2 separate regions of the Homo sapiens genome follow, and region 1 is linked to region 2. A link is a loop called in an ENCODE intact Hi-C map of the cell type or tissue named here. Cell type or tissue: CD4-positive, alpha-beta T cell. All regions are shown on one strand. Links, peaks and the distances in the headings refer to the core of each region. The heading gives the core; the rest is flanking DNA.

What was found. A loop is a pair of places that touch in the nucleus more often than their neighbours do. Peaks named below come from ENCODE experiments on the same cell type or tissue, not always from the same donor. Only the 100,000 strongest peaks of a DNase experiment are listed, where the experiment ranks them.
Region 1: a loop joins it to region 2, with 7 times the contacts of the local background. A loop is called at or near these places in 5 of 110 quality-filtered maps.

Annotation. Positions count from the first base shown.
Region 1 is chr1:206,853,574-206,868,262 of GRCh38, reverse strand. It overlaps IL20 (interleukin 20), which reads right to left and starts at 2,640. Exons shown (of 6, transcript NM_018724.4): 1 at 2,577-2,640; 2 at 2,252-2,440; 3 at 1,899-1,964; 4 at 1,627-1,779; 5 at 805-879. The coding sequence starts at 2,410. In CD4-positive, alpha-beta T cell, for the core only: CTCF peaks have their summits at 2,939 and 3,145 (motif pointing left); a DNase peak (open chromatin) is centred at 3,142; H3K27me3 peaks cover 228 bases.
Region 2 is chr1:206,728,041-206,744,170 of GRCh38, reverse strand. It overlaps MAPKAPK2 (MAPK activated protein kinase 2), which reads right to left. Exons shown (of 10, transcript NM_032960.4): 2 at 15,322-15,461; 3 at 15,072-15,136; 4 at 14,696-14,775; 5 at 14,073-14,199; 6 at 13,408-13,483; 7 at 12,909-13,033; 8 at 12,446-12,531; 9 at 12,252-12,332; 10 at 9,890-11,596. The coding sequence ends at 11,453. Among named protein-coding and RNA genes, the nearest start is that of IL19, 35 kb to the left of the region's middle. RefSeq lists enhancers at 2,495-2,604, 2,695-2,744, 6,355-6,404, 9,355-9,544 and silencers at 4,511-4,620, 4,651-4,700. In CD4-positive, alpha-beta T cell, for the core only: CTCF peaks have their summits at 9,260 and 9,460; DNase peaks (open chromatin) are centred at 6,350, 6,920 and 9,430; H3K27ac peaks cover 3,299 bases.

The DNA.
Region 1 (14,689 bases), core at 1-8,000, 130 kb before region 2:
CAGAAGTAAAACTGCTACTTAAGACTCTTGAATCACAGAGATCAAAATAATCAAGCTATTTTCTTTAAGAAACGTGTGTGTGTGTGTGTGTGCACGTGCCTGTGTGTGTGTGTAGGGGTTGCCTACGGTGCACACATCAGTTGAACAGATATTGATTGTGCCAATCACCTAGCTGATGGTTAGGGATGAAAAGGTGAATGGCACAATCCCTATCCACAGTTGAGTGAGGAGACTGGCAAAAACAGGCAACTAAAATGTAGTGTGGTGAATAAAGGGATGAAATTCCTACAAGATGATGTGGGAGGCATCTAACTCTGAGAGAAGGAGCCAGCACCTTCCTGAAAGTGATGCCCAGGCTGAGTCTTTAAAGGATGAGTAGGATTTAGTCAGTGAGGAGTGAAATCCAGGCCTTCCTGGCAGACATGAGAAGGTGTGAAGGTGAGAAATTGAATGGCATGGGTGTGTGTGTGAAATTGTGAGTGTTTTCAAAGGTACATAGAAGTGTGTGAACATTGTAAAACTATTGCCTCTGGTTTGTGCAGCTAAAAGATCCAGATGTCACTGTAGTGACTTGATGGAATCATGGCCATTCCCTTTCCATTTCCAGAGCATCACCCAGAGAGGGTACTCCTCTAGAGCCTGGATGGGTGTCCCCTGGGTTAAAGCAAGGGCTGGTCCTCATGATTTCAGAGGGCTATGAACCTGAAGGCTACAGGATGTCTAACAGTGAATAACCATCCCACCTACCTATGATCTCAGTTCTTAAAACACACCCATCCCAATCAATGCCAAAGTCGCATATACCTTTTCAAAGTGACTCAGAATCTGGCTGTATTTCTTCATTGCTTCCTCCCCACAATGGCATGTCATGTGGGCATGCTGAAAAGGACCCAAAGAATAATAGATTATATTACAGATTCTGATTTTTTGCCATTGACATGAAGCAGGCAGAAACTCTACTCTTTCACCCACAACCCTGAGGATGCTTATTCCTATAGAAAAGCTCTTTCAGACCTCACATTTGGAATCACTAAGTTCATCATCAGCTAGGAGAGGAAGCCACCTTTTAGGCTCAAACATGGAACTCATCACTTCTTTTTTAGAAATAGGCAGGCAGTACTGAAGGCATTTGCCATCCCCGTACCCCATCTGGCCTCCCCACAACCCCCAGCTGTAGTCTAGGAGCTCTATCCCAGAGCTCTTTGAGCCCCCATGAGAAAAAAAAAAAAAAGAATTGAATTCCTAGGTCCTATTCAGACTATATTCTGAGGTCAAGCTCAATGGTCTACTAATTGACTGCCTAGACAGAGGACGCACTAATATACTGTAGGATACCTCACCTACAGAAAAAGTATAATTTCAAAGACAACAGAGTTATCATTAATATCAAATAGTTAGCATCTTATAGTTCTTTAGACTTTGCAAAGTACTTTTTGCCTAGAGCATATACCGAAAAGTCAATAAAACTGAGTTCTTATTACCTAGTCACATGTCTCAACACAGATTATTAGAACTTTTGGACTCAGTTTCTCCATCCATTAAATGGAGGTAGGAAAGAGAGTTTAGTTGCTAAGCCATTGAAGCTGTGTGCTGAGATGCATCCTGTCACCCAAGACCCACACTCACACAGAGCCGGAGGTCCTTCTTGATGGTAAGAAAGGAATTGGCGAGGCTGCTGATCTTCCGGAGAGTATAATGGTCAGGGGTCTGGTAGTTTTTAAATACCCTGTCCAGATAGAGTCTTAGCAAATGGCGCAGGAGGCAGCATCGATTCGCAGGCTGCAAAAAACCACAGGTATATTGGTGAGGGGAAAGGGGAGAGCAGAGACAAGACCAGGGTGATGGAGATGCTCCCACTCCACTCCTCCTCCCAGAGTTTGTCTGGGCCAAGCACATACCTTTGTGTCTTGCAAAGACTCAGTCCTCCTTAAGATTCTGATGTCAATGTTTCCATCTTTGGCTTGCTAAACAGAAGAAGACAAAACAAGCAAGGATGAGTCAGTGCCTGCTGCCAGGGTCTTCAATATCAAGACTTCTCATCCACTCCCTGCCAAGAACTAGTGGGAGGTGTCCTTTCCCAAAACATTTTAAATATTTGAACTACAGTTATTTCTTTGGAATACATCCCCCGGGTAAGGAATCCCCAGCCTGCCTCTTTTTATGATTACACTGCCAGTACTGCCAGGAAAGAGAAACGGACAAGGAAGGAAGAGAAAAGGCTTTCAGGAGAGGTAGATACCCGCTTACGTACCACACTGCCCCGTATCTCAGAAAATCCATTTCGTATTTCCTGAAGGTTTGTGGCGATCACACAGCTTCCCAAATTGAGTGTCTTCAGTCCAGTGGAAGGAGTCCATAGGAGATAAAACGCAGCAGAGAGAAGGCTGAAGGCAAGACTAGAGGCTTTCATCTTAGGCCTGAAATCTGGAGACCACAGGAGCTAGGAATTCAAAGAAGAGAGCATGACTTACTGAGTTTCCCCTCCTCCAAGTGTCCACGGGGTGAGGGGTGGGGGGTCAGGGGAAGAGAACAGCCTTATCTGGCCTCAGACAGTGTGGCCCATCCACGCAACTTACTAAGAAAAACTGCCAAGCCTCCCGTGAAGAGAAGATTTCAGGTCTGAGTTCAGAGTCTGAGTGCGAGTTGGTGGCACAGGTCGTGGCTCCTTTATTCTGTCCCCATCCTGGCTCCGCCGTTAGTGCCCAGCAGGTAAGGCCTGGAACAGCAGGCACTTGCAGTGAATAGATAGAGAATGACATTTCAGGGGAAATGTCAAAACTTGTTTTGGGGAATTGACGCATATAGCCTCCCCTTCCAGAAAGCCAACGTAGCTCACCCTTCTGGTCCCCTCAGACCCACAGGGGAACTGGGGAGAAATCGAATCTCACAGAAGCTGTGGCTGCGCCATCGAAAACACCTAGGGGGAAATTGTCTGGATTTTATGGCCACCCACAGGGCAGAGAAACTGAGCTCTGTTTGGCATTTGTCTGAGATCAGATAGGTTATTTGAGGGTAACAGATTCGCTTAAGCCCCAGAGGCAAATAGAAAGTCAATGATTTCATAACAAGCCTACTGCCAGGGAAAGGCAAGACGTGATGGGCAATCAGCCCGATTCCACCTAACACTCGTGTCTGGGACTCCACAGCGCCCTCTGCAGGAGGACTGTAGTCAGGCACTCCTGGGTGGATTCGAGAGTACACGCTTTCCTGGACCTGCAACTCAGGTCCTAGACCAAGCAAATGGTCCCAAAAGTCAGAGAAGAAAGGCAATGACGGAACTCATTTATTCTTGGGCGAGCCTCCTCAGTAAGAGAGCAGGTTAGGGTGTTTGCTGAGTTTTAAGATAAAATAATAATGGGCTGAGGTTAGGGTAAAACAATTGAGGCACTCATTTTAGGTGCAAAATTTAAGGGAGCACTAAAAAACCTCAGTCATCAAGATAAAAATATTTTAGTGCAATATCAAAATGAATTAAAAAGCTTATGACAAACAAAATATCAAAATTTTATATAAAGACAAAATTCGACAGTGCCATGCTGAGCCATATTGAAGCAAAAGGAAAAATTTGTACCACTATTCACATGTTTTCATGTTTCATTCTTAATGGTTAACTTTGTTTCTCAAAAGCATATGATGAAAATATTATTGATGAGTTTCCTTCCCTTAAAACCAGGACAGTAAAATTATAATAAATTTTGTTTGGGGCAGAAATAAAATATTTAAACTTAAAGTCATGAGTCGTAATAAACCTACTTTTTAATTTTTCAATTTTCTCAAATACTTTAATATTTTTGAAAGAAATAAATACATAAAATTTATAAAGACATATATATATACACACACATCATATATATATATGCACACATCCATATATATATGGCTGGCTCCATAGCTTGGCACAGCACTGATAATCATTATCACTTACTGAATTTTTCCTATATGCCAGGCAATATGCTAGACATTTTTTACATTTGTGACCACTCGAGATACTGTCAAATGTAGGAAAAGGAAAAAAGCAAACCAAACCCAAAAGAATCAAAGAGGACTCTGGGTTTGGAGACAAGAGAACTGGGTCCAAATAAATCCTCGCTTTACTAGTTTCCATTGATGTGGGTCATTCCAGTTTACCCAGCACTGAGGTTGGGGGGCAGGGAATGGTTCCTGAAATACGAAAATTTCAGTTTTAAAACTGGAAAAACCACAGGTAAACTGGAATGAGTTGGCCACCCTACCTCTATGTGACCTTGGACAAGTCAACTCACCTCTGAGTTTAATTTTCTTAACCCCAAAATGGTGATAATTAAACTTAACCCAGAAATTGTTTTGATTTTAAATCGATTATTTAAATACAATAATCTATGATTTATACACTTAGCACAGAGCAAGTGATCAATTCATTTTAAGTAGAGATTGATGTTAGTTGTCCTGAACTAACAATTTGATGAGCATTTAATGAGCACCCGCTGTCTTGAATGTTGTGCTAGGTACTGAAGTACAAAGATAAACATGATGATTATTTGTCCTCAAAGAGATTTTGTCCTCGTGGAAAAGGGTCCTTTAGATGTGACCTTGAACATACCTGGGTAAATGATTAGGAGAAGTAGGTGATCCTCACAACAACGTGAGCAGTGTCAGTAGAGGGTAAGATCTCTTACCTGAGCTCAGGAAAGGCTGCTGCTTCTGGTCTCCTAGGAGCCTGTTTCAAGTTGAAAGGCTTCCCATTATTTATATCTGTATATACATGTCACATGAAGGAAGTGAGCTCAGGCAGGTGAGGGCTGGAACTCCCTTGGAATTTCTCTGGTGGCATTGTTCTTCCTCAAGCACTACAGCAGCTTAATTGCAGGACAGATTACCCCAACACCTTCCTCCTGGAAGAAGCACTGCCTGAGGGGATTACTGGTTGTAGCTGTGGATAAAGGATGTGCCTCCTTCTGGCTCCACCTTCCTGCTTGATAAAATGATGGATAGAGAAGATCTGAGTTACTGAACTGGAAGAGAATTCTGGGGGATTCTCCTGCTCTCTCCTCTAAACCCAGTTCCCCTTAACCAAGTTTCTCCACAACTCCAGACACTGTGGGCTCATTCCTGCTGTTTTTCCTCAGCCCTTGCTATCCCCACCATTGCTCTCCAACATGGCCACCCTTCCCTCTAGTCATCATTAAAGATGAAACCCAAATCCTTTATTCCTGAACAACTCTGGGCTATACCAATCCCTCCCTTCTCTGACTTCCAATAGCAGATTTTTCTTTGGCAGTGAAAGCATCTAATGTTGTCCTGTGTTTCATGGAACTTGGTCTTTTCTCCCTAATAACACTGGAAAATTTTTTAGGCTGGGACTAGTCCATCATGTAGGACCATGCTCCCAGACAAAATTAAATTCAAAGAACCTGGGATGAATTATAGACAACGCCTTGGAAACATAAAGATGGTAGAGACTATCATATGTTCTTTATCAACTTATTAAAAATTAAATATCTAAAATTCTGAAGTCTTATATTTGAGTCCAAAGACTCCACATTACAGTATGACTTTGGCATATGATTGTGTCTTTCTGGATCTCAGTTTACAAATCTGTAAAATGAGAGAAACAGACTAAACAGTGTGTAAGGTCTTTTCCTGTTCTGACATTCAATGACTCTTTGTGTTTCTACCTTTTGGATCAGAATGTTCTTTTCAACATCTTTTGATATCTTCTTAAAGTTTCCTGAAAATAAAGACCATGGCTTTTTATTGTAATGCTTGATAAATGTTGAAAATATGTACAAATATCTAATCTAAATATCTCTTAAACTATTTAAGCTCATGCCTATTTTTCCATCATTGGTGCCAAGTTAACCATTTCTCATGATCATATATAAGTGTGATTAAAGTAAAATCGGGAGATGTGGTCTGATGAGAATAGTTGAAATCAAGATTTTCAGTAAATCTAGGCTTGTATAAGCCAGTCATGTCAGTCAATTCCTTTTCATTAACCAAGAAGAACCCAATTGCATTGTTTTAAGTTACCTGTAATGATTAATTAAACTTAGTATTCACACACAATCCCAAATCTTTTTTTTTTTTTTTTTGAGACAGGTCTCACTCTGTCGCCCAGGCTGGAGTACAGTGGTGCGATCTCGGCTCACTGCAAGCTCCACTTGCCAGGTTCATGCCATTCTCCTCCCTCAGCCTCCCGTGTAGCTGGGACTACAGGTGCCCACCACCCCGCCCGGCTAATTTTTTTTGTATTTTTAGTAGAGATGGGGTTTCACCATGTTAGCCAGGATGGTCTCAATCTCCTGACCTCGTGATCCGCCCATTTTGGCCTCCCAATTCTATTTTAATAATCAAGTCTCCCCTTTTCCTATCTCAAAATACTTTATCCTTTTTTTTTTTGAGTTGTTTTTAAGACAGGGTCCCTCTCTGTCTCCCAGGCTGGAGTGCAGTGGCACAATCACAGCTCACTGCAATTTCCTGGGCTCAAGTGGTCCCCCCATCTCAGCCTCCCGAGTACTTGGGACTATGGTGCGTGCCACCATATTTGGCTAATTTTTTTGTATATTTTGTAGAGATGGGGGTTTCACCATGTTGCTCAGGCTGGTCTCAAACTCTTGGGCTCAAACAATACACCCTCCTCAGCCTCCCAAATTGTTGGGATTACAGGTATGATCCCACACCCAGTTCAAAATACTTTATTCTTTTAAAATTCACTTACCACATTCCACATCACATTCTGTACAGATACCAACTTACCTCATCTCCTCTGCAAAACTTCCCCTGCCCCACTCTAATCTGTCTCTTCACCCCCATTTCCCAAGGCAGAACTGATTCCTCCCACCTTTTCACCTTAACTTTACCTTGTATATTGCTTTTTGTATTTATCACGGTCAACTACAATTTTTTAGTTGCATGTCTCTATCTCTCACAAACCTGAGAGCTCCTTGTTCATCTTCTTGGTCCCAACACCCAAAGGCTCCTAGCAGGTGCTCAGTGAACATTTGATGACTATGGAATGAATATATTGATTTGTCACTGTTCCTTCTTTCTGCTATGTTCTAAAGCCTGAGCTCTATGATTTAACTTATGAGGGGACCCTGGGGCTCCCCTGACACACATCTTCTTTCATATAAGGAATTCTACCTCAATGGCAAGAATTTCCTTATCTAATGATAGACTATTCCTCCTGGACTGTTAGAGCAAGAAGTGATTTTTAAGTACGAGTCTAATTCCTTCATTGTATACATGGGGAAACCATAGTTCAGAGAGGTGAAGTAACTTGCCCAAGGTCATTCAACTGGTAAAAGGCAGACCCCAAAGTTGTATTCAGTAAGTGTTCATTCCAGTACATGACACTCTTAACGCATGAGAAACTCCTATAGTAAATAGCTTTTCTTAAAAATGAGACTGAGAAGGAAGCTTTTCCCATCTCATAATTCTGGTAGAAGAAATGAGTCTTCAGTGGAAACAATGTAGAGGGTATTAGCACTGAAGATCACATGGGACTGAGAGCCAGGAGACCCAATCCTAATATTCACTTTCTTACCAACTTTCAGGGTGAACTTGGGTGACCCAAGTCTAGTTTTTACACCTTTCGGGCATTCAGTTTCATTAATAAAATGGAGATAACACCTACATCGTCTGTCTGCCTCACCCAGGAGTTATATATATATATATGCATATTTATATAAACCTATAGACACATAAGATCATTTTTATCATCCTTGTGTCTGATAGATCTTAAAAGCCATTCTTTCAATAGATATTTATTAAATGCCTACTATGTGCAAGACACTGTGCTGAATGCTGTGAGGATTACAGAGATGCCCCGGGCAGGTCTCTGGCCACTACCTGCCTACAGCCTTGTTGGAGGATAAGAGGTACGTTTGCAGAACCAAGATCAGTACTGCTGAGTGCGCAGAAAGTTAAGTGCCAAGGGGCACAGAGGAGGGCACTATCACATAGCAGAGCTTGAGATAAGCCTTGAAGGGTAGGCAGAATTTAAATGAGCAGAGATGCTAGGGAGGGATAGAGAGGAGGGCGAAGTTGAACAAAGGACACTCAAAACAGAAATGAGAGGACAGAAAAACCCAAAAGGTACTTGAGGACTGGCAAATAGATTTGTTTGGCTGGAGCTCGGTTTCATGGGGAGAAGCCATGGAGAATCAAATTGGAAATATGGCTATAATATCAGTGACCAAGAATACCATACCAAGGAATATGAATTTGATCTGGGAGTCTAGAAACTGAAGTTCTAGCTCTAGCTTTACCTTCACCTCATTGTGTGGTCTTGGTAAAATAACTTCCTTTCCTTATCTGTAAATTATGGGAAAACAAATGAAATGATTTATTAAGCCCCTTTCTACTTGGCTTTCTTAATTCTGTAATTCTTGACTTTTCCCCCTTAAGGCCATAGGGCCACTGAAGACTCTTATAGTGGGGGAGAGATGTGGGAATAGCTGCGCATGAACCATGGGGTCTTCAAGGGCAGCAAGTGCTTGGCACCTTGCTAGTGCTCCAGTGGAACAGATGGGGGATGCAACTGTGTTAGAGAAGCCAGGGGTACATTTCATGGGCACATCAAGCCAGCTTGAGAAAGTGAGGTTCCAAACCCGGGAGTCAGGCTATAATCGGTGCCAGTGGCATTGTAAAGGTAAGCCGCGCAGAAGGAAGAGAAGGAGAATCCCTTCCTAGGAAACAAACTCAGCTTCCTAATTAAGCCATTTTTGGGCAGGAAACAATTTTCTAGACAGCAAGAAGGAAATCCAGCCACTCCTTTTTTTCCAAAGGAAGACCTGAGTTTGCAATGCAGGGTTTTCCCTATCTAGGACATCACAGTTGCTGGCATCTGAGCTTCCTGCCCAGTTGCATCACTTTGCAGGGAAGCACATGGGCCTTCGGTTCTGCTGGAGGAAAAACCTCAGTTCAAAAGGTGGGCAGGTGAAGGCCCTTGCCACTGGCTGGTAGTGCTGGGAGCTTTGCCCCACTTGCAGTTCCAGCTACCTTCCTGGGAGACAGCAGGGTGGGATAGGCGGGGTAGTTGACTATCAGAAGCGTACATTTTCGCTTCCTTGTCCTCAAAGCTGCCAGCATGAGTGACATCATTTCCCTTTCCTGCGTTTTTTCATCATGCTCTGTTTAACCAGCTCAACTTGTTTCCAGGCTTTCTCCTGAGACTTCTTCTGACATAGCTGGATCCCCAAAGTTGGTTAATTCCTCCTGCCCCGTGCCTGCAGAGCAAGAGACACTGGGCATTTATTTCCTCCTCTGGAATTGGAGTTGGGAACAAAAATCCAGACAAGGACTTGACTTAACAGTTTCTTCACCTGAGAGAGTAGGGATGTACCAGTTCTTTCCCTTCTATTTTATTTTATTAATTTATTTTTTGAGACCGAGTCTCACTCTGTCACCCAGGCTGGAGTGCAGTGGCGTGATCTCTGCTCACTGCAACCTCCACCTCTTGGGTTTAAGCAATTCTCATGACTCAGCCTCCCAAGTAGCTGAGATTACAGGTGCATGCCACCATGCCTGGCTAATTTATGTGTTTTTAGTAGAGACAAGGTTTGACCATGTTGCCCAGGCTGGTCTCAAACTCCTAGGCTCAAGCGATCCACCTGCCTCAGCCTCCCAAAGTCCTGGGATTACAGGCATGAGCCACCACACCCAGCCAGTTCTTTTCCTTTTAATTTCACAAACAAGCACAGAGAGTCTCCCATGTGTGAGCACTGAGCTGGATTGACCCAAGGGCTACCAAAGTGGAAAAGATGTGGTCTCTTGGGACCCCCCTCCATGGGACCTCATAGCATCATGAAAGCAACAGACCCTCTAATGCAGGAGTTCTTAACTTGGGAGAAGGTAGATGAGAAGACACTATGTCTTTTTTTTTTTTTTGCTAACCTCTAATTGAAATTCAGCATTTTCTTCAATTATAAGGATAAGCAACAAATACAAACCACAATAGTATTAGCAGTACCAATGACTTTGCCACTGATGGAAATCACAAATATTTTTGTATCACATTACAGTGGTTTCAGGTATCTCAAAATATCACTTATATTCATTACTACTTAGAAATGTCAGCAGTTTGTAGGCCTACTGCTAGATCATGCATTAATGCATTAATAAAGAAGCACATATATATTACCTATTTGTCATTTCCACATTTTGATAGCTGTATTTTACTACTACCGGTTTCCTTTATAACCCTATTTCTTTTACTTTATGCATTTAGAAATATTATTCTGAGTTCATAAGCTTCACTGGCATGCCAAAGGAATCCATGGCACACAAAAGGTTAAGAGGCTTTGCTGTAATACCTGTGGGCATGGTGACCACAACTCCCCAGTTGTGACACACAGTCTGAGAAAAATGAGGCGACATAAAGGGGATGATGGGAAGGATTTTTGTTATCAGGACATTCCTAAAAAATTCAGTCTATGTTCATAATAGGCATTTGGGTGAGGAGAGGAGAAAGGCACTGAGATTCCTTCTGAGGGGCAAGGAGGGTATCTGAGATTTCTTAGAGAAAGTCTGGTTTGAGCAAGGGTTAGTATGTCACAAACCCATTGACAGACTAATGGGTTTGTGAGCTTTGAGGATGGAGAATGTGGCAGGGTCAGAAGAACCCTTACTCCTTCCAGTAAAGAAAAATGGAACAAAATTCCTGAGGCCAGAGAGCACTTCTACCTCCTGTACCTGAGGTATGGTGACCCGGGGATGCTGGGCGGGGTTCAGGAGCAGGTATTGAAGAAAGTTGAAAAAAACGGTGGAATTGCAATGAACTGTGAGCAAGAACTTGAGAAACTACACTCTGAGACGTTCTAAGAATCAGTGACTGTTTTCCTTTGGTAACCCACTCAGAATCTAGACCAACATCATCCATCATAATAGGTCAACTGACTTGCTTACTGATGTGTTTCCCTAATTTCAAATTCAAAGCACCTTTTTTTTTTAGAGAGACATATAGAGACAGGGTCTTGTTTTGTCATCCAGGCTGGGGTGCGGTGGTATAGTCATAGCTCACTGTAACCTCAAACTCCTGGGTTTAAGCAACTCTCACATCTTAGCCTCCTTAGTAGCTAGGACTACAGGCATTCACCACCATGCCTGGCTAATTTTTTATTTTTGTAGCTGTGGTGTCTCGCTATTTTGCCCAGGCTGATCTCAAACTCTGGCTTTCAAAGTACTTTTTCATTCACTGGTTTCCTACAGAGAGACTGAGATTTCTACTATCCAACAACTTTCACATTAGACACCATTTCTAGCCACCTAGTGGTATCAGAAGGACCCTGCCTGCACTCTGCCTCAGGGGTATCTCATCTAGACTTACACCTTGCTCTTCTTGAGTGAGGTGTGAGGGACATTTTGGAGCCATTGAGGAGGTGAGGAAGAAGAGGTGAAGTCTTGAGTTCTTTCTCCCCAGTCATAGGGCGGCTGGTCTGAAAAAGCTGAACCTCTGGCCCAAGTGAGAAGGTGCTGCTTCTGCCACTACTGACCTTGTCGGAACAGATGATGCCCTCTAGCCTGCACGCTTGGGACTGCACCACTCCTAGGTGAGAAGGGCCCCAGTTAGCAAGACACCCAGAGCCCTGGCCAGCCAAGGAGTTGAGTGGAGACACTAGTCTTCAGGCTTCAGGATGTGAAGTTAAGGACCATAGGACAATAATCAGGGGTGAAAGAGAAATGAAAGACAAGAAGGACAGACAGAAAACTGACTCCTTTGCCATGGAGCTAGAAATCAAGGACATGGAACAGAGGCAGAGGATCCAAGTGGAGGATAAAAGGAAGGCTGAGAAGTTCCGAAACCAATGACAAAGCCACAGGCTTCCTTTAAGTGGGCTCCGCCTTTGCTTCATGCATGTATTCATTCATTCAATGAACATTTATATACTGAGTGCAGCCATTTACAAAGTAGCTGTACCCTCGGAAGCTCAGAATCTGAGACAGGAAATGGATACTGAGGTATCTCTGACTTGTCAAGAACTGGAAAACCATTCTGGGTCCCAAGGAACACAACTAAGAGTGGAGGTAGAGAGGAAGGAGCAAGAGGAAGACGGCTTTCTGCCCTGGGGGAAGCGCTGCAGTTCTTGGGAAGTTAAGCCTGTGCTGGGGGTAGAGTTAAGATGCACTAGAAGGTGACCACAGGCTCTTTTGTTGTTTGTTTGTAGCACTTACTGTGTGCCAGGCACTATGGACTTCATGAAATACTAGTTCCTTTAATTCTCATGCAACCCCATGAAGTATGTGTGCTTATTCTCTTCATTTTCCAAATAAGGAAATTGAGGCACAGAGTGCTCTTACATAGTCTAGGGAAGTGATCAGCAGAGGCATCCAGACCAGAGTGTGCTGAGTCACACTTATCTCCTGATATGAAAGCTAGATTCTGAACCCACTCCCACTCCCATGATGGTCCTTCCATGGGACCTGGTTCTGGATCCAGCCTCATTTACAGCACTTGAATCTTCGCTGAAGGTGGTTCTGTGGCAGAGCTCTGAAACTGAACTAATTGAATGTCTTTCAGTAACAGAATGCGAAGTATATAGACGTCTCTAGAATGCTCTAGAGCAGGGGTCCCCAACCCCCAGGCCATGGACCAGTACCGGTTGGTGGCCTGTTAGGAACCAGGCCACAGTAGGAGGTGAGCTGCAGGCCAGCGAGCATTACTGCCTGAGCTCTACCACCTGTCAGATCAGCGGTGGCATTAGATTCTCATAGGATGTGAACCCCAGTGAACTACGCATGTGAGGGATCTAACTTGCACTCCTTATGAGAATCTAACTAATGCCTGATGATCTGAGGTGGAACAGTTTCATCCCAAAACCATCCGCCCTCCCCACCCTTGACCTGGTGGCAAAATTGTCTTCCACAAAACCAGTCACTGGTGCCAAAAATGTTGGAGACTGCTGCTCTAGAGAATGCTCTATCTTGGGCCGAGTGCTGTGGCTCACACCTGTAATCCCAGCACTTTGAGGTGCCAAGGCAGGCAGATCACCTGAGGTCAGAAGGAGTTCGAGACCAGCCTGGCCAACATGGTGAAACCCCATCTCTACTAAAAAAATACAAAAATTAGCCAGGTGTGGTGGTGCACACCTGTAATCCCAGCTACTCGGGAGGCTGAGGCAGGAGAATTGCTTGAACCTGGGAGGCAGAGCTTGCAGTGAGCCAAGATCACACCAGTGCACTCCAGCCTGGTCCACAGAGTGAGACTCCATTTCAAAAAAAAAAAAAAAAAAAGAACACTCTATCTCTGGAATGTCTTATCTCACCTGCTACTTAAGAAACAAAAACAAACAAAAAAACCAATGTAACTTGAGCTCATAGCAACTTTTTAAGAATTTATCCTCTCCCAAAGTCCTTGGCCAAATGTGACATGCTGACTCCTGCTGTGGACCTACATCCAGGAATAATTGCTTAGCCCTGCCACCCACAGTCAGGCATTGCTCATGGCTGCATGGGGAGTATTGAGTGCATCTTATGAGCTAACGGTTGTTCTAGGCATGACAATCAGTGCTGAACAAAGCAGGGGTCTGGATAGAGTCAAGGGAAGAGTCCCACACTGATGAGTACTGTGACAGAGGAAGAACAGAGCACTGGACCAGCCTGCGGGAGGGGTACCTGAGTAGCAGGGAGAACCAGGAAGGCTACCTGGAGCCTGGTTGGCCATGCAGAAACTACAAGAGCCATTGCCAGGACATGGCAGAGAGCCATCTGGAGATGCAGACCTAGAGGAAAGTACAGCTGCTCTGGGCCAGAGTCTCTTGCCTTCATACTTGCTAGTTATAAGTAAATAAATAAATGTACAAGTAAAACTCTCCTAAAACAACACTGTTACATGGGAAATAAAATCGGAAAGTTGAGAATAATTAAATAGGACAATCAACATTTATTAAAATTTTTAATTTTTGTGAGTACACAGCAGGTGTATATATTTATGGGGCACATGAGATGCCTTGACACAGGCATACAATGTGTGACAACCACACCATAAAAATTGGGGCATCCATCCCCTCAAGCACTTATCTCCCATGTTACAAACAGTCCAGTTATACTCTTCTAGTTATTCTAAAATGTACAAACAAATTACTATTGACTATAGTCACCTTGTTGGGTCATCAAACACCAGGTCCCATTCATTCTATTTTTTTTTTTTTACCCATTAACCATCCCCCCTTCCCCCCAAACCCCCTACTACTCTTCTCAGCCTCTGGCAACCATCCTTCTACTCTCTATCTCCATGGGTTCAATTGTTTTGATTTTTCAGTCACACAAATAAGTGAGAACATGTGATATTTGTCTTTCTGTGCCTGGCTTATTTCACTTAACATAATGATCTCCAGTTGCATTCATGTTGTTGCAAATGACTGAACCTCATTCTTTTTTATGGCTGAATAGTATTCCACTGTGTTTATGTACCACATTTTCTTTATCCATTCATCTGTTTACAGACACTTAGGTTATTTTCCAGATCTTGGCTTTTGTGAACAGAGCTACAGCAAACATGGGAGTGCAGACATCTCTTCAATACAATGTTTCCATTCCTTTGAGTACATACCCAGCAGTGGGATTGCTGGATTGTATGGTAGCTCTATTTTTAGTTTTGTGAGGAACCTCCAAACTGTTCTCTGTAGTGGTTGTACTAATTTACATTCCCACTAACAGTGTACGAGGGTTCACTTTTCTCCATATCTTTGCCAGCATTTATTATTGCCTG
Region 2 (16,130 bases), core at 5,557-13,556:
CAGAGCGAGACTCCCTCTAAAAAAAAAAAAAAAAAGAAGAAAGAAAAGGAAAGAAAGAAAGGAAGGAAGGAAGGAAGGAAGGAAGGAAGGAAGGAAGGAAGGAAGGAAGGAAGGAGGAAAGAGAAAGAAAGAAAGAAAGAAAGAAAGAAAGAAAGAAAGAAAGAAAGAAAGAAGGAAGGAAGGAAGGAAGGAAGGAAGGAAGGAAGGAAGGAAGGAAGGAAAGAAAGAGAAAGAAAGAAAGAAAGAAAGAAAGAAAGAAAGAAAGAAAGAAAGAAAGAAAGAAAGAAAGAAAGAAAGAAAAGAAAGAGAAAAGTGACATGTGAACAAAACTCAAAATGAGTTGTGCTGGTAACTGAGGAATGTTCCACCGCAAGGACCTGGAGGATGGAAAGAGTGGCTTCTGCCCCACCCGTCCAGCTCTGCAGCTCCGCGAACTTTGCAGGTCCCTAAGCTGTGGCTTGGCCTTGAGCCTCTCTGAGCTTCAAATGCTTTCGCTGCTTCCCTTTTGCCTTTGGGTGGTGTCCCAAGGAGGCGATAAACCACTGTTGAACCTCAGGGTCCTGTACTACAAAGGATTGTTTCCTAGGTACTTAATCAAGCTGAGCCTCAGTTTACAAATCTATAAAATGGGGATAATTATTTCACTTCCTTATGGAGTCGTTGGAGATCAAAAATCCAAAAGAAAAGAAAGACTCACAAGGGGGAACTGGCAGTCTCTGAACTGAGCTGAGAGGCTCTTCATAGGGCTTTAATTTAGGAACTGGGCTAAAGGTTAATACTGATTCGCTATCTCATTCTCACAACAGCGCTATAACAAAGATGCTCTTAAATCACTGTTTTTACTAATTGGGGAATTGACGCATACAAACACTGAGGGCTCTGAGCTGCTGGGTGCTAGAGCAAGACCATGAATCCAGATCTGTAGGAATCTAGGGTTGCAGCCTACACACCACACAACCTCTTTTGAATCTCTCAAGCCAAATTTTCTTTGGTGGTGTGAGCAGGAAGAGCCAGGTTCTAAAACCTAAACTAGACACCGCTCTTCTCACATTTCCTCCCAATCAGCCCTAATCTCTGTGGCCTCCTTTGCTGGGATACAACCCAGCGGTTTTCTCTGCTGCATTCTTAAAAGAGAACGATACCCCCCAAAGCCGAGGACCTGATTAATTTGGGCGACTGTGGGAGGGAGAGAAGGGGAGGCATTCTTAGAACTGGGGCCTAGGCTGGGGATGGCGGGCTCCACTTTCGGCACATTCTAGAGACCATGGGCATGGGGGTTTTGAGAGAAACCTGTGACTCACCTCGCCTCTCATGGTCTGTTTCACTCGGAGGCTCACTGTCTTCCCATCATCCTCCCTCAGCCCCCACCGCCAACACTACCCGGCTGCCAGCACCCCTCAGTGACCCACCCACCTACTCCTGCTACCTCCCAGCAAGCCTACAGCTCAGCAGGGCAGGGGCTCCTCTCTGCGGGGCTAAAGAGCTACAAATCCACTGAGTCTGAACGTCCCTGCAGCAGACCCCTGTAGCAGCCTCCCTTCTCAGCAAAAGCCACACGGCGTTAATCACCTTTATCCCAAAAAGAGGAGTCCGGGGCCAGCCTAGGGAGTTAAGAGTAACAACTGCCACTCTTATATAAAGGGCACATGTGAGGGGATAGAGAACTCGGGAGATAGAGCAGGGAAGGGGCAGGAAAGCAGGTTTCTTGACTTCTAAATGCAGTCTCCTAAGTTAAATTAACCTGCTCACACTGGTACAATGATGGCTACAGTACCCACTGTATAATGCATGAGAATATATGATAATAATGAGTGCTAACTATGTGCCAGGCTGAGGCTTTTCCATAATCGTTTATATAACTATGCTAAGTCTTTCATATGATTTTTTTACCTGATTTTTCATTTAGTCCTCACCACCTTCTAAGGTTGGTGATAATATTGTAGTCTAGATTTTCCAAGAAGCAGATGCCAAAACAGGATTACACATACAAGGGTTCAGTTAGGGGAAATTTCTTTATGAGAGAAAATAGGGAGTGTGAAGCGAGGCTGGGGAACCACCGGTGTGTGACCCCACTAAGGAAAGAGGGAGAGGAGGATGTGCACAAGGGCCCCAGGCACAAGTGTCTATGAAGTTGCCAGGGGCAAAGCTGGCCATCCTTCGAGTCCTGGTTCTCCCAGGAACGGGTGCGTCTTCACATCCCTGTTGTACTGTCATTGACTGGGAGCACGAGAAAGGAAGTGTGGCCTCCACACAAATGAGACAATGAATTTCAGAGTGCCATAGCTGGGGCCCTTGGACAAATAAGCTCCCCATAATAGGAGGTCTCTGGGGCACATGTTCATGGGTGCCTCAATAATAATTCCCATTTTACCGGTTGACAAGCTGAGGCTCAGAGAGGACAAGTCATCTGCTCATAGTTGGGACCCAGCTTAGAGTAACTCCAAAGATTTATCTTTGTGCCATATGCAACTGAGCTACTGACCACCACATCCCAAGCCATCCCCAAGACTGATGCCTCAGATTCGGTACCCAGCAGAGGGCTGGGCACACAATCAGTGTCACATTGGGAGGCAATGTGGCTGAGCTCCTGTCTAGTGAGCTCCTGTATAGTGGGTCCTGCATGTGTCCTGTGTGCCCCACAACACCTACAACCCGGAGTCAAAGCCGCCTCCTCCTCCCTGCTATTCCTAACCAGAGGCGTGCCTCCTCTGTAACTTCCCACAGCACTCTGGGCCTCTCTTACAGCACCCACCAGAGTCAGCCTTATGTCACTTATGTTATGTGCACACTTGTCATCCCCCACAGGCATTTGCATGCCAGTCAGAGAAGCAGGTAGCCCGGTCAAGATCAAACACCAGGAGGCCAAACAAGGCTGAACCTCAGATTTTTGTCTTTGAGCCATTCTGCCTACATGCCCAAAATGTATGCAAATAACCATAATTGAGTGAGCAGGGCCACTGATATGGGGAGATGTTGAAGGAATCCCCTAAACCCCTCTACAGCTGACTTTTCCACTCGCCCACAATGTGGCCAAGGGTCTACATCTATCAGTTTTGGGAAGTGCTATAAATGCCCTTTTACTCTCGGCTGACTGACTCTACCCCCAGATTTGCTGCTGACAGCAAACCCTTTCGTAAAGCTCTCACTTGGAAAGCAATATGCAAAGTGCATTCATTCATAAATCGATACTGTCTTTTTGGCAGTCCCTATCAAAAACTAAAATGTGTATACCCTTAGATCTTGCCATTCCACTACTAGGGATCTATACTACAGAAATCCTTACACACACACTCGAAGATACTGTACAAGATATTTGTGAGATCTATATAAATAGTAGAAAAAGGGGGGGAGGGTAGTCCTTCAGTGCAAATGAGGTTAAAAGACAAATAAAAAAGAAAGGAGGTGAGAAATATCCATCCACAGCAGATAAATTGTGGTACATCATACTATAAAATACTCTGCAACTATTTAGAAAAAGAATGATAGTTCTATGAGTTTGATCATGGAAATTCACAAGATATGCTAAGTGAAAAAAGCAAGCTGTATGTTGTTTCATGGGTATGAAAAAGTCTGTCAGTTGCACAACAATGTGAACATACTAGTGAAGTTTACAGTTAAAAATGTTTAAGATGGTAAATTTTCAGTTAAGTGTATTTTATCACAATTTTTTAAAAGCAGGTTGCAGAACAATATGCCTAATGATTCCATTTGTACTTGTTATAACTGCCAAAGAAACTTCTCAGTTGTGCTTATAAGTATATTTGTATCTAGATAAATTTTCAGAAACTTTTTGGATAAAAATTTCAAAAAAAATAAAGCTGTTCAATGAAGTTTTTTCTGGAGAGGGAATTGGCATCACTGAGGTGGAGACGTTATAAAGAGAAAGGTTCACGCCTCACTCTGTATGTCTATATATGTACATATAATGTCTTGTTTGAGTTACTAAAATTACTTGTGTTAATTTTCCTTTAGATGCTTTCATCCATCCAACAGATACTAAGCACCTACCCTGAGTCAGCTGTCATTTTCAGAGCCTGAAATAAGCCGATCAGACTGAATTTCTCGTCTACCCTTTCTCTTCCTTGCACACTGGCTCAAAGAATGCCTGGCTGTCATCCTTCCCCTCCTGCCCTCGACCCTCCTGTGGGTGGGTAGGGCTAGAGTCTCACTATGAGGACCATTTCCTTAGAATAGGTTTGTGACCAGAAAAGGAGACAGCTGAGTGCCAGAAAACCAAAGGCCCCTCTAGGTCTTACTACAAATACCAGGTCTCTCTGCACCACAGACTCCAGCTAACCAAGGTCTCTGTCTTAGACTTAGATGAGATCGTGGTTTCTTTCAAAAGTAAACCTTTGACTGGTGAATTCAGAACCACATGTCTCCAGATCAGAAGGTAAGGGCTAGGAGAACTCAGCTCATTCTGAAACTTGAGGCCTTATTACCCCAAGAGGCAGTAGCTGTTTGAGGAACAAGAGACCCACAGCTGCCTGGACAGAGGAAGGAGCAAGATCACGTTTCACACACTCGGACAGCAGTAGTCAGAGCTAGTAACTGCCCGGGGCTAGGACCAGAGCCACCCAGACAGGATGCTCATTTGCATAACTTGTACAGATACTTTGCATATCAGGGTCCTGGAAACACTACTACCCTAGGATCAGAGAGGTTGAGACTAGTATTTGGTCACACAGGACCTCAGAGACAAAACCAAAACCAAGGGGTGGGGGAGGACTTAGGAAGGGAGGACTCATGAAGGGGGAAAGTGGAAAGTCAGTCCTGGTATTTCACTTGCAAATCCTGGCAGGGGTGTGGGATGGCAGTAGGAAACTTTACTGTCCCTGAGAGCAAGAAAGTTATGCAAACAAATGCATTTGCATGGCAGCCCTGGTCCCTAAAAATGACTTATCAAACACAGGTTCCACCACCTTGGCAGCCCCACCTGAAATCCTGCAGGCTTGACAGCCAAAAGACTTCCTGGCCAGAGGCTCTGGGCAGTAACTTACCTTCCAAGCAATTATGACTCCCTCTAGAGGAGACAAGTAAATTCCAAGGTAATTCTGGGTTCCAGATGGTGGTGTGTTAAAAATGGAAAGGGTGGACGCCAAGTATATTGACATTTTTGTGTGTGAGTGCCAGGGAGGCTCCCAAGGGCTCCACTTTTAAACTGAGTGGAGTAAGAACCATGAGGACAAAGGGATGAGAAAGGCCTTTTAGTGGCAGAGGGAAGAGGGGCAAGGAAGCCCCTAACAATTGCTCATCCTGCTCTTCCAGGAGGGCTCTCAATTTCATGTAATGTCATCATTTTCCATGATGATTCAGAAAGTGCCTAACTACAAAAGATCTAAGTTTAAGGTGTACCACTGTAACACTTTTTAAAAAATTAATGAATTGAGTGAAACGTGGCAAAAGCCCCATCAGCCCACATCCCCAAATTTTGTTTTTCAGGGAGCAAACATCATTTATGAGGCAAATCCAAGTTGGAGGGGCTGGAAAGGGAAAATGGACAGAAAACACCAAGGGCACCCCACAGAGAGGAGTAAATCAGATTTCCATGAGCAGAACCCATGAGGGGTCAAAGGTCAAGCTAACGAGATGAGCAGACAGACAGCAGTTCAGACCACAAGACAGGAGGGGTGAACCTGTTGGAGAAGGAAGGATCTAGCTCTTGCAGAGAGAAGTGAGAGCAGAAATGCAATGGGGAAATCTCCATCATGCTATTCCATTTTCTGCCATCAAAACTGTCAGTCAGGTGCCAGCTTGAAGGGCTGCTAGGAAGCTCTCCTGGGTCTCTAACAGAATAGCTCCACCTTATGCACTCCAACCACCTCTGCTCCTGTTCTGGAGAGCATCAGTTCTTCTGTTACAGCGATGCCCGCCACTTCTCTATGCTGAGCTCCACAAAGGCTAGACCCACTTCTGGACTCATCTGTGTGTCTCCGAAGTCCTAAGCACTGGGCATGACACAGAGGAGGTGCTCAAGATGAGCTGAATGTTGAAAATGTGACATTTTTACTCTTGGATAGTGGCTGAAGGTCTTCTTTTTAAAGAGCAGCCTAGGCTGAAAAGGCCAAGGCACTGACCTGTCTGAATGGTGGCCCAGAGCCCAGGGGGCAGTCCTATCTTTCCACACGAGTTGCACTTCCCCCACCTTTCCAAGTCTTGGCACAGCCTCATTTAATCTTCACATGCCTGGGTGGGGGAGGACTGAAATCCTCCCCAACAAGGCATAGATGTGAGATCTTCGTCCAGAGGACGAGGATCCAGGGTGTGGTTTATTTTGTCATTTTGGTTTTTTCACCTCACTCATGCTCATCTGAAAACCTCTGGGGCCCTAAGAGGCTGCCCTATGCCACCTGGGCTTGAATGACACATTGTTCTCAGTCTGGAACAGCCCCTAATGTGTCCAGGCCTGTGGGTACAGGGAAAGGGAAGACAAAGCCACTTGCTGCTGCACACAGGCATTTTGTATCTCCCCAACTAGGTTCTCAAGGGCAGGAACTGTGCCCTACACTTCATTTGTTTCTCCCAAAGCACAGGACATACACCAAGTGCCTGGATTATCTAGTGGTCGAGTATGCTGGGGAGCCACACTGTTCTGACTGAGTGCAGGGAGACGACAGGAAGATGAAGTGAGCAAAAGGACCCAGGGGCGGCTGGAGCCCCTAAATGTAGGCTTCCAGAGACAGAGCCCGAAAGGAGCTGCATTCTCAGGGCTGAGGATGCGGTGGCTGCCCCTCAAAGCCTCCCCTGTCCCCACTCTGCCCCACCTGGGGAGTGCCCAGAGGGTTTGTTTATATTCACCAGTAAGTGGGCCAGCCACTTTCCCCAGCCTCACCACCCTCACCCTCCTCCCTTGAATAACTGAATTTCCTTCACACCCTGAGCAGGCCCGACCTACCCGACCTACCTGCTACCCACTCTACCCACTCGTCACTCACAGCCTCCTGCATTTCCTGTCTCCAACCCAGTCAAAGGAAAACCCCAAATTTACTGTTATTGTTTACCAACCCAACTGCCTGCTCACCCCAAGGCACAGAGACCCGCCGTGAAGCTCAGGGCAGGAGCGTGGACCAGGCCTAGGCCACTGACTCGACTCCAAGCCTGGGGCTCCCTGTGCTCCCACTGCTGAGCAGCGCACTGAGGGGTGGGACCCTCCTGGTGATAAAGGCCACCTGGCAGCTGGCATTTTAGGAAGCATTTAAATCCACCATCTAGGCTGGGCACAGTGGCTCATGCCTGTAAGCCCAGCACTTTTTGGGAGGCTGAGGTGGCCGGATCACTGGAGATCAGGAGTTCGAGACCAGCCTGGCCAACATGGTAAAACCTCATCTCTTCTAAAAATACAAAAATTAGCTGGGCATGGTGGTATGTGCCTGTAATTCCAGCTACTCAGGAGGCCGAGGCAGGGGAATTCCTTGAACCTGGGAGGCGGAGGTTGCAGTGAGCCAAGATCACACAACTGCACTCCAGCATGGGTGATGGAGTAAGACTCTGTCTCAGATAAATAAATAAATCCACCATCTCACTGAATCCTTAAAACAGCCACAGGCCTAGGACTATCACCCTCATTCTATAGCAAAGAAAACTAGACCTTCCTCAGTGGAGTGGAATCCAGCCTCATATCTCCTCTCCTCCCCGCCCCCTCTGCACTCCCTTACCAAGACGATGTCCATGGGCTTTCTTAAAGAAGCTCTAAACTTGGAAACAGGAGATCCAGGTCAGAATCCCTGACTAGCTGTGTGATGCTGGGCGAGTCCCTTTACTCCTCTGAGTTGGAGTTTCTTACAGGTAAGCTGGAAACGAGACTGACTACCTCAGAGGGTTCTGATAATGAAGAGATGGAGGGGAAGAGCCCAGCATCGGTACTTGGTAGGGGCCCAGGAGTGTCTCTATGCTCCTCTTTACATCTCACACTACTTAAGGGTGTTCAAGAAGCACACCTGCTCCTGAACCCATGCAAGCCAGCATCTGCCTTTAGGGACAAAAGTTTCCATTGCCATCCCACCCAGGCATTTAGCAGAGGTGTTAAGCTCTCCCTAGAGACAGGGACTCGCAGGGCCATGCCAGCATGGAAGGTCAGGGACATGGGCATGGGGGTGAAAAGCTGTGGCAAGACCCCACTAACCATGCCAGACCCCTCCTGGCCCTTCGCCCCAGCCATTTTCCCTGAAAGCCAACCCCAGCCTGAATCCTTGCTGACCACAAAAGCATCCTCCTGAAATGGGCTGAGTCAGGGAAGGAAGCAAAACACAAGGGCCAACGTTGGGCATGAGGCCAAGAAGGCTGTGCAACGGGCCTCTGTGGCAGAATCCTGGCCCCCAGTGATGCCCATGTCTTGGTCCCCAGACTGTGGCTATGTTCCCTTACATGGCAAAGGGGACTTTGCAGATGGGATTACGGTTAAGGGCCCTGCAATGAGGAGATTATCCTGGATTATCTGAGTGGGCTCAATCTTATCACACCAGCTGGGTCAGAGAAGTGACCACAGAAGGATCAGAAAAATGCAAGGTTGCGGTTGAAGATGGAGAAAGGGGGTCATGACCCAAGGAATGCAGGAAGCCCCTAGAATTGATAAAGGCAAGGAAACACCCTCCAAAGAGGAATGCAGCCCTGCTGAGACCTGGACTCCAGCCAGCCTAGTGAGACCCTATCACACTCCTGACCTACAGAACAGGAATATCATAAATTTGTGTTGTTTTAAGCCATAAAATTAATATGGCAGAAGCTTTGTTAACAGGAAACTAATAACAGCTTCTAAAGATAGCAGAACTCTGACAACTTCCTCTCCTTCTCTCCCTGACTCCCTCCTAGCACCCCTTATTCCTCCTTCTTGGGTTATTGCTTCTAACACCTTCATAAGTGCAGACAAAATAAGTGGATTTCTCTGAAAGCAAACCCCCATGCTGGTTTGTTTTGAGCTGTGATTTTAGAGTGATGAGTAGTGTCTCAAGGCGAGAACCAACCTCAGCAACCCACTGTCATGAAGGGGAGGTCCAGGGCCTGCTGTTCCCAGGAGCTGAGGGTGGAGACATGGTCCTTCTGGCAGCAAAGGGGACAAGCAGGTCTCTCCTCCAGCGGGGAGAGGGATCTGAGTTCCAATCCCACCATGCAACTGTGGCACATCATCCCACCTTCTCAGTCACTTTCCTCACACATAAAACAGCAATCAGCAGCCGCCCTGTACTGTCTCTTGCTGGCAGCTCTGAGGGTCACATAAGAAAATGCGGGTGACACAGTGAAGGATGTGCTATTTTCCCATCTGACCCGGAGGGACTGCAATGGGGCAGGTAGCCCAGTTTCTACTTTAGGCTCTGCTGCGGGTCAAGTCATCATGTGGCCCCAGCTCTGGGCTTCAGTCTTCTCATCTGTGCACTGAGAATGGGCCACAGGAACCATGAAGTCTCTTCTAGCTCCGAGGTAGAGCCTTTGGTTTCTGCCTGACCCCTATCACCGCCTCCTGGAGAGTGCCGGTACTACACTAACCTGCTCCCCTGGTATCTTTACCAGGATTTCAACCAAATTCACCAGCACCCCCTCTTCCCTGGACCCTATACCAGCTGGCTTTCGCAGGCTAAAGGTGCCAGCACCTGGTGGTGGCTATGTAGGTCAAAGAATCATATGCCAAAAAGAGCTTGGCTCCTGATTCTGCATTTGGCAAAAGAAGATGGGCTTGAGCCCTTGCAGCCTCCCTGTCCTGCTTTAAGGATGCCCTACACACATCCTGCCCAGGTCCTCACCAATGAGGTGCTGGCTCCTGCTCGCCCAGGAGGCCCTCCGCTCCTCTCCCAGGACCCCCAACCCACACCCTCACCACCCAACAAAACCCCTCTGCACATAGAGGCGGTGGGGGGTAAGGCCTGAGCCCCAGGAAGAAAGAGAAAGAAAAACTCTCAACTATTAAATCTGTTTAGTAAAGACAATTTCGCTCATACAAAACAACAGTTTACAACAATCGAGTGCTGGACACACCATCTGAGACAAGGGAGGCGCTGCAGGCACCCAGCGCCTTCCCCCATACACAAAGACGACCCTGGGCGCCCCTCCACCACCTGCCCCTGAGGGAGAGGAAAGGTGAAGTATTCCTGCCACCTCTCCCTCCAAGGGAAGGGGGAGTGGGGGGCCATGGCACAGACAGCCTACCCCAGCTGCTCCTCATCTGTGCTGGGGGAGGCCCCTCCCCTCACCGGCCCCGAAGCTGAGTTGTTTGGGGTGATGGCAAATGGCTGATGGGCAAGGGGGCAAAGTCAGGACATCTTTGGTGCAAAGACTCCCCCTGACCCACCAGGCCACACAATGGAAATCTGAGGGAAGACTTCAAAAGTGGCCCTGCCTTTGCCCACAAGGGGTAGCTGGCTGATGCCCCAGAACCCAGGACAAACACAGGAAATGCAAAAGCTCTGCCAACAGAAGCTGCCCAGGCTCACCTACATGAGCTGGGCGGTGGCCCATGGAGAAATGGCTAAAAATTTAAGGAAAATAAACAAAAATGGGTTAATAATGGCAAGAAGGGGAAGTAGAGAGGTCATTCAGTAGATGAGTGCCTCAGAGGACCTAGGACCAGCACTAAGTGGGGGGAGGGGGGCCCTGGGGGCTGGGGGTCCAGTCTTCCTGATCGCAGTGCCAGTGCCCGGTCACTCCTCTCTGCCTCCCGGAACCCAGCTAATAGAGACAGGCCACAGAGGGCCTGTTTCAGAATCTGGGTGGGCTTCCCAGGCACTTTGGCAGGCTCAGTATGGGCAGGGCAGACCCAAGAAGGGAGAAGGTTCCTAAGCCCCAGCAGGGCCGTCTCCCTCTGCAGCCCTGCCTGCCCCTGGCCCCTCAAATGCACGATCCCAGGCACAGATCTGCGCACTCATACACACGTGTGCACACACACACACACACACACACACATACACTCACTCCTATTTGTCTGGCACACTGGAGATGTCTGAGGGCTCCGAGAGAGGAAGTGCGTGGCATCCTCCTCCAAGGTGGCCTTGAGCTCCCAGAACGCGTGAGCCAGCGGGGACAACCCCAGGCTGTTGTGGAGAAACAGGGAGGGCAGATGGGACAACACAGGGACAATCCCTATGACAGTTTCCACAAATACCCTCTAACAAACCACAAGCCTTTGCAGTATCCAGAGAGGAAGGCGTCTGGTGGAGAGGAGTGGGGCAAGGACAACAAAAGAGGTTTCGTAAAAACTCTAAGTCAAATTACTGATAAAATTGCAAAATGAGCACAGGTTCAAGAGCACCTTGCTCACTTCTCTCCACAGCCTCCCAACCTCCCAGCCTCTCCCACTCTGGGGTGGCCAGAACCAAGGCAGAATTCAGTCACTGATGCAGTTCCAGGCTCCATGCAGCTGAGGAGGAGAGGAGGCAGATGTGGACAGTTCTGTCTCTTCGTTTAAAAAATATATTCCTGTAGAGAGTTATTGCTTGTCCTCCCGTGGGCAGGAGGGCGCGGTGGCTCAGTGGGCCAGAGCCGCAGCCTCCAGGGCCCGAGCTTTCTTCCGCCTCTTCAGCAGCAGAGGGTTGGATGCATCTTCAATCTTTTTTATCTTGATCTGCTCGTAGTCAACGCGCATTGTGGCCAAGGCACTGGTCATCTCCTCCTGGGGGCACGGCAGCACCAGGAAGGGTACAGAGAGAGCCAGAAGACAGGTAGGAGAGACAGCAGAAGAGAGACGTGAGAGACAGAGACAACAAGGGCAGGGTGAGGGCGGCAGGGGTGGGAGCAGAGAGAGAAGACGGGCTGGTTAGTGGTCCACGCTGACAACGGCAGCCTCACCCCAGCGCTGGGCAGCAGAGAGCCTGGCTATGGCACTGCTGCTGTTCCCTGAGAGCCCCCCAGTGATCCCGCAGGATAGGAGGAAGAGACTTGGGCCAGGAGTCAGGAAACCTGGGTCCGGTCTGCCCCAACCAGTCACCAGCTGCGTGACCTTGAGCAGACTGCCCTCCGCCTCTGGGCCTCAGTTTCTCTTCTGCAAAATGAGAAGATGATACCAGATGGTCTTTAAGGTCCCATTAGAGACCCAGGGAATAAAAGGATTCTAAGAAACAGCACTGAGTTTGGACAGGAACACAGAATCCTCTGCTCACAACCTGGTCAGCCAAGTGGCCTGGTCGCTGTTCTTGTCATGAAGACACCCCTGGGATGAGAGAGGCAGAATCAAGCTCTCCCCTACCAGCACCACGCCTCACACCTGGGCACTCCCCGCAAGCCGCCCACCCCACCTGGAGCCCCTCTCACCCAGTGGTGCCCCTCACCTTGACATCCTCCCACCGCTCCTTGTCCTCCTTCAGGACCCGGCTGGTGTGCAGTGGGGTTTGAGGGACCTTTGTTGATTGCTGAGAAGAGAGAAAAGGGGTCCGAGTGAAAGCCTGGGGTAGGGTCCTGGCTAAGACTCTGTCCTGTGGAATAGTCCCGTGAGACCCAAGGCTCCCCAGCCTGCCGAGCTTACCATGATCCAAGGGTGGTTCATAAACTCGGTGATGGTCATTCTCTGGGTGGGCTCTGTTTTCAGCAGATTCCGAATGAGCATCTTCACTGTGGGGTGGGACAGGGGGCAGTGACAGCTCAGGGGTCACTCTCCCTGGCCTGCTCCTTTCCCCAGTTTTCATGGGGAAACCAGGTTCAAAGAGGGGGTGCATGGAGGCAGGCTGCCGGAGCAACTGGCCCCAAGGACCATTACGGCTGTACCACTTGAGAGGCCCTGCACAGCCCCACAGCCTTGGCCCTGCCTCCAGCCCTCCACACAGGCAAAATGAAGCAGGACGCACCCCGCAGGCGTGGGCATAGGTGCTAACCCACAGTTACACCACGCACATGAGATGGAGGCCCATACATGTGTCTGCGTGTACACACATACACACACACACACACACACGGGCTCTTCCCCTTGTCCTGAAAGCCTGGGTTCTTACCTTCCTCTGATACTTCTGACCATTCTGGGTTGGGAAATTCATACTGGCCCATTCGGATGCGAGTCTTCATGCCCGGAGAGATGGCAAGGCCGTGGTTGGAGTAGAAGGGGGGATACCCACACAGCCTGCATCAACAGGAGGAAGGAAGTGGGAGACAGAACAGCTGTCACTTAGTGGCCCTGTACCAGGAACAGGATGAGAAACAGGCTCTTCTCCTTGTAAAGGTCACAGAGAAATCAGGGCTTATTGACACAGGCACAATATACAAAGTCAAGCCCGGGGCCCGGGAATCCAGCATAGCAAGTATCTAAGGCGCACACTTTCCAGCCCATGAGCTGGTTTACACCCGCCACTTAGCTATCGGAACTGAGAGAAGGGGCACGCAGGGGACTCCCCTGTACAAAGGGGAATGCTAACGTCTGCCTCTTCCTCTTGTCCTGGAGAAGTACAGGCCGCCCTGACTCCCTGCCCCACCCAGCCCCCTCCCCAGCACACTCACAGGATGTACATGATGACACCCAGGGACCACATGTCACAGGACTTGTCATACTTCTCTGGACCCAGCACTTCTGGAGCTGCAAATCAAAGGTCAACATGGGTGGGCCGGCCCTCAGAACCCTGTGATCCACTCAGTTTCTCTGTGAAAGATGCTCCCCATCCCAACCTTTCAGCCTATCATGAGGTGGCAGCAGTTGGGGCACAGAAGGAAGAGCCAAAGCCCAGCCCAGGGACTGGAACAGAACATCCTCCTCCATGAGGAACCTGGAACTAGGAGCTTAAGATTCTAAAAATCCTGAACTGCATGAGACTTTCAGGCCCATGCCGTTCATTTAATTTCACAGATGCTCTGAACATGCTTTGAAAGCTTCTTCCATGCCAATCAGCTGTGGCTCCAGAACAAGACCTGGGTCCAGACTCCATGGAGAATCTGATGGAAACCATGGCTCTTCTCAGAAAGATCCCAGCAGATCCTTTCCTACAATTTCTCAACTGTAGCTTCGCTCTGACAAGCCCTACTTCTCAGCAGGTCCCAGCAGAACCAGCACCAGAAGGGGCCATACAGACACAACTCTCCTAGGATTTGCGGCCCCCCAGATAGCCAAGAGGAGGGGCTGAGAAAAGTTCTGGGAAAAGCCTAGGTCCCTGGGCCCCCTGTGGACTTACCCACATAGTACGGTGTATAACAAGGAGTGGTCAAAGAGTTGTGGCTGGTGGTTTCCTTGGCAAAGCCAAAGTCAGTGAGTTTCAGGATGGCGTTGGGCCTTTTGGAGGTGTATAAGAGATTCTCAGGCTACAGAAAGAGAGACAGAAAAATAGCAACCCTGCTGGACCTGGGAGGGGCTATCAGAAACGAAAAGGATCCTGGTTCCTCCCTTCCTCTACTCATCCAGCAACCATTTGCCTATCCTGGGCACTGCCCACCACGAGGAGTGGCAGCTCTCTATGGGCAGGTGCCTGCCTCTGCAGGGTTTCCAGAGTGCCTGGAGATAACAGACTGACACACAGAACCCGCAGTAAACACCACAGGAACAGAGAAACCAAGAGTGTGACTGAGGGGTTCTGCCTGAGGAGAACCACAGGGCTGAGTGGGGCCAGAGAATGCTTCACTACTGGGTTTAGGGGTTTGCCCATGGGCAGAGAGGGCAAGGCCCTACAAGGCAGAGAATGGCATGCTCAGGAACCAGGCAGCAAGGACGCAGGGTGGCCTGGCAACCATCTCTGGGGTGGCCACAGCCCCTTTGTTGCCCCCCACAGCACTCGGGCTCAGGGTTATGAACAGCTGGCACCTTGACATCCCGATGGGCAATGTTGATTGAATGCAGATACTGGATGGCCTCACCGATGCTCTTCATGATTTCGGATGCTTCTGTAGAGGGGAGGGAAGAGTGAGTGGGAAAGAAAGTCACAAAGACACATCATTAGGCTTGAAAACCCAGTGCACCGGGTCCCACCTCTGTGCAGCCTGAGGCTCCCCACAGCCACCACCCACCCCAGAAACAAAGCCACCAGGAGCTTCCCTGGTCAGCTGAGGCACCCCTTGCAGCATGCTGGAGGGGGCAGCAGCCTCAGCACCCTTCCCCAAGAGCAGGCACTGCAAAGGCCCCCTTCAGACCCCCACTGCCCTGCCTGCCTGCACGTGCTCCCACAACAGACCCTTTCTACCTCTTTCTGTGAATGCCTGGTCTCCTCGATCCTGGATTCGGCTAAAGAGTTCTCCACCGTCCAAACTGAAATGAAGCCACAGTGAGATCCAGAGAACACAACAGCCCGCCGCCACTCTCCACTGCCCCCCAAAAAATCAAGTGTTTACATTCCAGGCTTCAGGCCCATCCCTGGGCTGTCCTCAGAGGGTAAGGTGCCTGAGTGAGGAGTGGGAACAGGCTGGGCCGGGACTAGAACAGTGGCTGCTTACCATTCCATGACAATCAGCAGGCACTTCCTCCCTGCGTACAGATTCTCGTACACATCCACGATCCGTACGATGTGCGGGCACTGGGAGGCCCGCCAGTGCAGCTCCACCTCCCTGCGGGCCTTGGGGCAGTCCTGAAGCATCTGCAGGCCAAACAGCTTTCTGAGTAACTGCGCTGTCACATGGGCCTGCTCTAAGCCCCTGGCCCACATGCCCTGACATCGCCACCGACATACCACAAACCCCCCACTCCTGCTGGCCCCCCCCACCAGCCCCCTTGGCACATTTCCTGAGGCCTCTGCAGTTCCTTATCTGCTCTATATGAAATCTCATGATGACTCTCTTGGGGCCTTGACAGCTACACTGAGATCAGCCCTCAGGCCATTCGGTCCAGCTTAGACCTGTCTCCAGCTTAGGCCATAAAGTCTACTGTGGAAGGCAGGCAGCACTCAGGTACTGGGAAGCAGGGGGTGAAGGGGCTTCGGGGAGAAAGGCAGACTGAGAAAAACCAATACAGTATTGGAAAGGGGGCTAGAGAGAAGAGAGACTCCAGAGTCCATAGGAAAAGGCCCCTCAGCAATTACTCAGACCCAGCACAACAAATCCAGAGCAATATTCTCTCTACCTCTGTAGTTGACTTCAACCTGGCAACAGATGGCCTTGGAAGTCAGCCGGATGCCAGTATGAATCCAGTTATTACTAGATTTCCAAGCTTGAGCAAGTTACTTAACTCGTCGAACCTCACTGATGCCCCTTCTTCTCCCTGGACCAATTGGCTAGGGGTATTAAAGGAGGCTGGCTTCTCACCAGCC